2 separate regions of the Homo sapiens genome follow, and region 2 is linked to region 1. A link is a contact called in ENCODE Hi-C or POLR2A ChIA-PET data. All regions are on one chromosome and are shown on one strand. Each heading gives the region's core, a stretch centred on a gene start or an enhancer-like site at or near the end of the contact. The rest is flanking DNA. Distances are from core to core; before and after follow the strand shown. Region 1 holds the start of TRADD (TNFRSF1A associated via death domain). Region 2 holds the start of PLEKHG4 (pleckstrin homology and RhoGEF domain containing G4).

Evidence for each region. A loop is a pair of places that touch in the nucleus more often than their neighbours do. ChIA-PET counts read pairs that join two places held with the same protein, here RNA polymerase II (POLR2A). Pooled maps may share reads with other maps.
Region 2: a loop to region 1 is called in a pooled map, with 5 times the contacts of the local background. The contact joins the promoter of PLEKHG4 here to the promoter of TRADD in region 1. A Hi-C loop is called at or near these places in 6 of 50 pooled maps. POLR2A ChIA-PET finds 5 or more read pairs at or near these places in 3 of 52 experiments (AG04450, Caco-2 and WTC11).

What each region holds. Positions count from the first base shown.
Region 1 is chr16:67,158,267-67,162,780 of GRCh38, forward strand. TRADD (TNFRSF1A associated via death domain) reads right to left here and starts at 1,643. Exons shown (of 5, transcript NM_003789.4): 1 at 1,572-1,643. FBXL8 (F-box and leucine rich repeat protein 8) reads left to right here and starts at 1,691. Exons shown (of 3, transcript NM_018378.3): 1 at 1,691-1,790; 2 at 3,469-3,671. The coding sequence starts at 3,520. RefSeq lists enhancers at 812-1,071, 3,619-4,131, 4,205-4,514 and silencers at 1,672-1,811, 2,832-2,921.
Region 2 is chr16:67,277,458-67,281,455 of GRCh38, forward strand. It overlaps PLEKHG4 (pleckstrin homology and RhoGEF domain containing G4), which reads left to right and starts at 2,075. Exons shown (of 22, transcript NM_001129729.3): 1 at 2,075-2,169; 2 at 2,419-3,086; 3 at 3,254-3,349; 4 at 3,425-3,548; 5 at 3,634-3,727. The coding sequence starts at 2,588. LOC124903701 (a long non-coding RNA gene) reads right to left here and starts at 1,954. Exons shown (of 3, transcript XR_007065092.1): 1 at 1,692-1,954; 2 at 137-334. RefSeq lists silencers at 1,568-1,727, 1,778-2,207, 1,927-2,108.

The sequences.
Region 1 (4,514 bases), core at 393-2,892:
GCAACCCTCTCACCTCAACCTTTCAAGTAGCTGGGACTTTAGGCACACGCCGCCATGCCTGGCTAGTTTTTGTATTTTTAGTAGAGATGGAGTTTCACCATGTTGCCCAGGCTGGTCTCAAACTCCTGGGCTCAAGCGATCTGCCCACCTCAGCTTCCCAAAGTGCTGGGTTACAGGTGTGAGGCACCACACCCAGCCTTCTAATCTTTTCATAGAAAACATTAATACTTGTGTACTTACGCCAAACCACAGTCTGGATAGTAACAGGAAGTTTGCATTTTGTTTATCTCTGGGCAGGATGAAGGAAGGTAGGTGGGGGTGGGGAAGGATTGTGGGTGATTTTTATTTTCTTTGTATTTAGCAATATTTTCTGCTTTATGTGAAGTAGACATATTTTCTTTGTATTAAAAGAGCAAAATAAATTTGTTTTCTTTAAAAGCAAAACAAGAAAAAACAGGAAACTCTGCAGGTGACAAGTGGGTCCATAATAGGGAGCCAGCCACGGAGGTGAGATAAGGGGGGAGTCCTTCGAAAGTGGCCTGGGGAGTAGGAGAGAGTGGGAACTTCCCCTGGAAACATTCCCTCTTTCATGTCTTTCTGGCCCCTTGACTTGAGAGTGCTTGACTTGGTTATGGTCCCACCCCAAGGGGTGGAAGTGGGGACCGAACAGGACCATTGTCTGCCCATCAGGTCTGTGGGGGTCGAGGGGGAGGTGGGGAGTACTGGGAACCTGGAGACTGGGGATGCTTTCTCACACTCACTAGTACTAGAAGATGGGGAAGGTGAACCAGGCTGGAGGTCGAGTTAACAGGGTAAAGAGGCCAGGGCCCTAGTTTCGCATCCGCCGACTGGCAGCTCTTCTTACGTGTTCTTTCACGGAAGCCCCTCCTTGGGAAGCCCCGCGCCCCACCCACCAGGAGTCGTCCCTTTTTGGGCGGGGCTGAGGCTTCCAGGCTGGGTCCTGAGAAAGTTTGGTGGCCGGAGACTGTGGGGCGCTTAGGTACCGACCTAACAACTTCTGCGCCTGTTTCCAGGGACGAGCCACGCACGGTGCCCCCTGAACACCTAACAGTCCCGGGGGCAGCCCCACCTCTGGCTGGGTGGACAGAGACAGCCTGTGGGCGTGGCCCAGAACTGAAAGCCTGTGACTCCTTGCGACCCGCCGGGCACACCCCCTACTCAGCTACGCAGCTCCCGAGCGCTTGAGGGGAGCTTCCCAGGCTCCCACTAGCCCACCCTCAAGCTGGGGTTTCGCACGTGCGATCGGCTGGGGTGGGCAAGGGGGTCTCCGCTCAAGGAAAGTATTCAGAACCAGCCCCTTCTCCCCCACCCTCTCTCCTGCAGGGCCCTACTGCACCTCGAAAGTGCTGGCAGGGACGAGGAGCCTGCGGGGGCCAAATTCCGTACCGTCCCCCGCCTCCCACGGTGTTCGAACAGCTCAGTAGACCGCCGCCACCAGCTGGCTGGAGCAGCCGCCGGTGACATCTGCGCCGCGCCCACGCTTCGGAGCCAAGATCCACCTCCTCTCCCGCCCGCACCGGGGAGCCCACCCACCCACCTGCTGCACTAACCTGGCCGCCTCGGCGGGGCCTGGGTTCCCACGCCCGCCAGGCTCCGCTCTACTCCGCCGCTTCCGGGTGTGCGCGGAGGCGCTGGGGCGGTGCCCTAGCCCGAGCCGCCCCGTCCGCCCGCGCGTCCCGCCCCGCGGGCTCCCGGTGGCTGCTTCCCGTCCGCTGTCCTCTGCTGCCAGTCCCCTGCCCCGGGCAAAGCCCATCTGGTCCGCCGAGCAGGTAAGACACCAGCGCCCAAGGTTAGACGGCAGGAAGACCCGACTTTGGGGGTTTGCGATTCTTACGAGGCGGGGGGCTCGTAAGAGCTACAGCTGCCAGACTTCGGTAAATCAAGGGGGCGCCCCCTGGAGACCAGAATTTTCTGGTACCCCTGGGGATCCGGCTTCAAGATCGCTGCTACCAGTGGGCACTCAAAACGGGGTGCCCATGGGTCCCAGGTACAAGCCCGGCCGAACGTATCTGAAGCCCCAGGAAACACGTGGCACAAATTCCGGGAGAAACTGTTAGCCCGGAAGATATGGGAACATTAACTGGCGAGTAGTGTGAAGCCTTGTGTACACAAACCTTTAAGAACCTTAAAACAAGATTGGCGGCCGGGCGCGGTGGCTCACGCCTGTAATCCCAGCACTTTGGAAGGCCGAGGCAGGTGGATCACCTGAGGTCAGGAGTTTGAGACCAGCCTGGCCAATATGGTGAAACCCCGTCTCTACTAAAAATACAAAAATTAGCCCGGCGAGGTGGCGCGCGCCTGGAGTCCCAGCTACTCGGGAGGCTGAGGCAGAAGAATCGCTTGAACCCGCGAGGCGGAGTTTGCAGTGAGCCGAGATCTCGCCACTGCACTCCAGCCTGGGCGACACAGCTAGATTCCGTCTCAAAACAAAACAAAACAAAAACAAACAGGATTGGCAACTTCAAAGAGGACGCACACTTTCCAGTAACCCATCCCCCTCTAAAGGCTGCGCTCCAGGGTGGGTCTGCGGAGTTCCAGCCGAACCCAAATTGCTCAGCGGGAGCCAGGGCTGCTCAGGGGTCGGAACTTAAATCTTGAGCCCCTCAGGCCCCAGAACCGTCAGGTCCCAGAGACCCAAGTTTTTTTTCATCCAGTGGGGCTGTCTTAGGAAGCACCCGGGACATCTCCCCGGCGAGGCGGAGGCGGGGAAGGAGCCTCCCCTCCAGGGGTGGATCCAGCTTTGCCCCGCCCACGCCTCGCTTCCTGATTGGCTCATGGTCCCTGACAAAGAAAAGCCTACATTAACGCTCCCGCCTTATTAACCCTGTAGTCACTTTCTACTAACCGGCGGGGTTAAGATGGGGTTTCTCAGGCCGGGCGCGGTGGCTCATGCCCGTAATCCCAGCACTTTGGGAGGCCCAGGCGGGCCGATCGCTTGAGCCTAGGAGTTCGAGGTCAGTCTGGGCAACAAAGCGAGACCTCGTCTCTGCAACAAAATTACAAAAATTAGCCAGGCGTGGTGGCGTGCCCCTGTAGTCCCAGCTACTCGGGAGGCTGAGGTGGGAGGATTGCTTGAGCCCGGGAGACTGAGGGTGCAGTGAGTTGTGATTGCGCCACTGCACTCCAGCCTGGGTAAAGAGCGAGACCCTGTCTCAAAAAAAAAGAAAAAAAAAAAAAAAAGTGGGAGGGGAGTTCTCAACGTGGAACCTGTGGAGTCACAGGGGCTTGTTGAAATGCAGATTCCTGGGCCTTACCCTTTCCGGAGAGCCTGATTTAGTAGGTGAGGCGGTGAAATCTGCTTTGTGAACAAGTTTCGGGGTTATCTGATGCCCCACGCTGTCTGAGAGGCCCTCAGTTCCTCAGGCCACAAGCATTTGTACACCTAAGCTCGGTCTTCCTGCAACACTTTGCGCCTTCCCGACCTCAGAGACGTCCGTCTCTCTCCAGGCCGGAGCTATTGGGAGTGGCGGATCCTCCCACCCCAGCCGGATCTGGGCCATGGCCGAGCCTGGAGAGGGACTGCCAGAGGAGGTGCTGGCACTCATCTTCCGCCACCTGTCCCTGAGAGACCGTGCTGCCGCCGCCAGGGTCTGCAGGGCCTGGGCCGCCGCTGCTACCTGCAGCGCCGTGTGGCACGACACAAAAATCAGGTGAGCCTGCTCCTCCACACTCCTCTCCCCACCGCCCACTCACCTTCTCCGTGGAGTCGTGGGCTAGGTAGATATTCAGGTTGACTCCCCCATATTAAAAAATAATTGCTGGCCGGGCGTGGTGGCTCATGCCTGTAATCCCAGCACTTTGGCAGGCCGAGGCGGGTGGATCACCTGAGGTCAGGAGTTTGAGACCAGCCTGGCCACCATGCTGAAACCCCGTCTCTACTAAAATACAAAAACTAGCCGGGCATGGTGGTGGGCGCCTATAATTCTAGCTACTCGGGAGGCTGAGGCACAAGAATCGCTTGAACCCGGGAGGCAAAGGTTGCAGTGAGCCGAGATGGCACCACTGCACTCCAGCTTGGCGACAGAGTAACAGTTTATCTCAAAATAATAATAATAATTGCTGACGTATTGACTGCCTAGTATATACCAACCATTGTTTTTAAGTGCCTTACATATATTAACTAATTTAATCCTTATGAAAACCTTGTGTGGTAGATAGGTATTATCATTACCTCCATTGCCCAGATAGGAAACTGAGGCAAAGAGACTTAATCACTTCCCACGGGTCACTCAGCTAGGGAATGGCAGAGGCAGAATTCGAACCTAGCAGTCCGGAGGCCATGCCAAGACTCCTTAGAGACAGCTGAGAAAGCCCAGTTCCTAAAATATCATTGGCTCTCCATGTCCAGGTTTCATCCTGTGGCAGACGCCACTGAAATCTTCTAAAAGGATAGGATGCGAGTTCCCTCCTTTGGGGCAACAGTCGTGGTCTGAACAGAGACGTGGGGAGGGAGGCAGGAAATGGGATGGCAGCTGGAACCCCAGCTAAGGGGT
Region 2 (3,998 bases), core at 825-3,324, 120 kb after region 1:
GGCCCCATGAGTCACTGCTCAGTCCTGCAAGCTCAGCCCACAAAGCCTGCTGTGGTCAGCCACCCCTGGCTGGCTCCAGGCCCAGCTCCCCAATATTCCCCACTAGGCCTCAGTGTGTCCTCATTTCTATCTGTACCTTTGCCATCCTGGGCCATGCAACCTGTAGCTCTCGGCCTCTTCTGTCTCCTTTCAGGCTGAGTCTCTGAATCTGTCTCCATTTGTGACTCTGGTTTCCATGGGATACATAGATGTGGAGCCTCAGGAGGGCAGGGGTAGTGTGATCAGTGTCAGGCGCCCCAAAGCATTTATTCTGTGCCAGGCCCTGTGCTGGATGCTGAAAGTACGGAAGTGGATAACATACAGTCTCTGTTTCCATGAAGCCTACAATGCACATTCTCTGTGGAGTGGAGAAACCAGGGCCCAGCCCTGCCTCTATCTCAGTATGGCTGTACCTCCCCTGAATCTGCCTGCTGTGCCCAGGGTGCCAGGTCAGCTATAGCCTGTGGCTTGAGGCTCTTCTTTGCCTCTGGCATTCACAGGGGTATGTGTGCCCGCCAGCAGGTCCCCCCCGGCTCTTAGGGCTCCTGGGGGACTTGGCTGGTGGGTGCTGGTGGGCAGCAGAAGGGGAGGGAGGGAGCAGAAGGCAGTGACTCAGTGGGGGTGGCCCTGGGACAGAACTGGGGAGGAAGCCAAGGTTGGATGATGCTTCCTGAAGCCAGGAGGGTGGGAAGAGAGGTCTGGCTGGGAGTTAGGGATGGAGCAGGACAACTCCAAGGCTCCCCTCTGGCAGCCAGACCTGCTCATGAAGAAGGCTCCTCGGTAGCTGCCTGAAAGTCTGGACTCTGGGGGCTGGGCTGGGCTGGGTGGGGAGATTGCTGTTGGTCCCACTGTGCCTGTTGTAATCCCCAGGTTCATGAAAGAGGTGCCTGCCTTAGAGCCAGGGAAGCCGTTGCACCCGGTGCCCCCTCTCCCCAGGGACCATGGGCCTGGGCACACTGTGGGGCTCAGGGTCTTCTCCTGGTCGCAGAGCTGACCTTCCCACAATCTTCCCACAAATTCTGGGGAGTGTCGGGCCAGGCCCACATGCCCTAAAGGGACCTCAAATCGCACAGCTACCCACTTGGGTAGCTTTCATCAGTTCAGGATTCCCTGACTGCGGGTGAAATGAGGGGGCAGGGCACCAACACAGCCCGAGTGCTGGCAGCGGGTGAACGTATAACACAGGGAGTCTTCCCCAGTCCTCACGGCAACCCCAGGAGAAAAATGACTTTCCATTTTTACAGGTGAGGAGGGTGAGGCTCAAAGAGCAGAGTTCCTGGAGCGCCCCCAGCAGGTAAGTGGAGAAGCCAGGCCTGGGCTGGGGGCTCTGGCTCCAGAACCCCACCTCAGCACCAGCCTCCTGCACCGGACTTTGTGGAGAAGGGGGTAAGGGGGTGCCAGGGATGGCAAAGGGGTAGAGGATCTGGTGGACTCTGGCAGGCCTGGGTCAGCTCCACCCATTGGTCTCACTCCCACCCGGATGGCAGCCCCATCCCACGTGGGATCATGCGACCTGTCTCTGGGTGCCCGCGGCGAGGCAGCACCCCGCTTCCCTACACAGAAGGCCTTCCCCTCCCGTCGGCTCATTCAGCCGCGGAAGCCCCTGGGAGACCCCGCCCCGCCCCGTCCCGCGGTGCCCCCCGCGCACTCACCCTCGCTCACCCACGCGGCCTTCCTGGCGGGAGAGCGCTTCCGGCGTCCTCGCCAGGCCCGGGGAGTGGGCACGGTGGAGCTGCCGACCGTTGGTCGCTGCCCCAACCCACGCACTGCGACGCCGCGGGTGAGGCGCGCGGTCTGCGGGGCCCGGGGGTGCGGCGGGGCGGGGCTGGCGGGCTGTCCGGGCCCACGGAGAGGACGGCGGCGGGCGGGGGTTGCTGCAGGGCCCGCACCTTGTCTTCCGCGCCGGCAGGGCTGTGCCCCGTCGAGACCTGCTCGGGCTGTGGCTCCGTCCTCCGGCCTCCAGGGGGCGGCGCGGCGCTGCGCGGCGCCCCGGCGGCACTGCCCTCCCTTCCCAGCGGCCAGGAGGCGGTGTCCCGTGACGCCGCGCGGCCGCGCTGTAGTGGCCGTCGAGGCCGCCGTCTGTTCGAAGGCTGTCCGACTTCACGGTTCCCCGCGGCTCGGCCCGGGGGCGTGAGTGTCGCCAGCGGGCGACGGGGGGGCGCGCGGTAGGCCCTGCAACAAGGCCAGGGCCTGGGGGGGCCGGCAGGAGAGCGAACCCGAGGCATCGTGGTGCCATGGCGGGGCCGCCCCCACGGGCATGGGCCTGCAGAGCGTGGCCGTGAGGACGCTGAGGGTGGGCGCGCACGGAGCAGAGGCCCACGGGCGTCCGACGGGGGACCTGGACAGAGGGACACCCTTAACGTTATTCCCTCTTCCCAGGCCTGAATTGCAGTTCCTGTGCCCTGGCACTAAGACTGGCACCTCCTGCGGCCCATGCCCTTCGCCTGCATTGCCCACTGAGTCCCACTCGACTGTCTTCAGCGCGGTTCACACTGAGACCCAGCCCTCTCCCGCTGGCCCCGAGCAGGCCCACCTTTAGGAGGGCGTGATGGAAAGGCCCCTGGAGAATGGGGATGAGTCCCCAGACTCTCAGGGCCATGCCACCGACTGGAGATTTGCTGTGTGCAGTTTCAGGGATGCCTGGGAAGAGGAGGAACCTGCTTCCCAGATGCACGTTAAGGACCCAGGTCCTCCAAGACCACCAGCCGGGGCCACCCAGGATGAGGAGCTACAGGGCAGCCCCTTGTCCAGGAAATTCCAGTTACCCCCAGCTGCAGATGAGTCGGGGGATGCCCAGAGGGGCACAGTAGAAAGCTCCTCAGTCCTGTCAGAAGGGCCAGGCCCCTCTGGAGTGGAGAGTCTCCTATGCCCCATGTCCTCCCACCTCAGCTTGGCACAGGGTGAGAGTGACACCCCAGGGGTAGGGTTGGTAGGGGACCCAGGTCCAAGCAGGGCGATGCCATCTGGCTTGAGCCCTGGGGCATTGGACAGCGACCCTGTGGGCCTTGGAGACCCTTTATCAGAAATATCAAAGCTGCTGGAGGCAGGTAAGGAAGGCTGGGCTAGGGAAGTCTGGGAAGGGAATGGGGATGCCTGGAGAGATGAGTGTCAAGACTTTGGAGGTCTCTGACCCTACTCAGGCTGAAGCCCGGGTCCAAGTAGGGGTCTCTGGATAGGTGGTCCAAGGCAGACCCAAGTCATTTCCCTTCCCAAGCCCCCAGTGGATCCGGCCTCCCTAAGCCTGCTGACTGCCTCCTGGCCCAAGACCTCTGTTGGGAGCTGCTGGCCAGTGGTATGGCCACCTTGCCAGGTAGCCAGGCGGGCCTAGAGGCGGTGGAGGTGGAGTGGCCCAATACGGCAGGAGTTCACTGCTTCCTCCCCACAGGGACTCGGGATGTCCAAGGCCGGGCAGTGCTGCTTCTGTGTGCCCACAGCCCAGCCTGGCTTCAGTCTGAGTGCAGCAGCCAGGAACTCATCCGCCTCCTGCTGTACCTGCGAAGCATCCCCAGGTTTGAGGGAGGGGGTTGGGAGACTGAGCCTGAGCCAGCTGTGAGGACTGGGAGTCAGGTACTGAACTGAAGCTCACCCCTTTAGGCCCGAAGTACAGGCACTGGGACTGACAGTGCTAGTTGATGCCCGAATTTGTGCTCCAAGTTCTTCCCTCTTCTCTGGGCTCAGCCAACTACAAGTGAGTACAGGATTGTAGCTCCCCTCATTCCTTTTCTTTTCTTTTTTTTTTTTTTTGAGACGGAGTCTTGCCTTTGTCGCCCAGGCTGGAGTGCAGTGGCGCAATCTTGGCTCACTGCAAACTCTATCTCCCCGATTCAAGTGATCCTCCTGCCTCAGCCTCCCAATTAGCTGAGATTACAGGCACCTGCCACCATGCCCAGCTGATTTTTGTATTTTTTAGTAGAGAGGGGGTTTCACCATGTGTTGCCCAGGCTGATCTCGAACTCCTG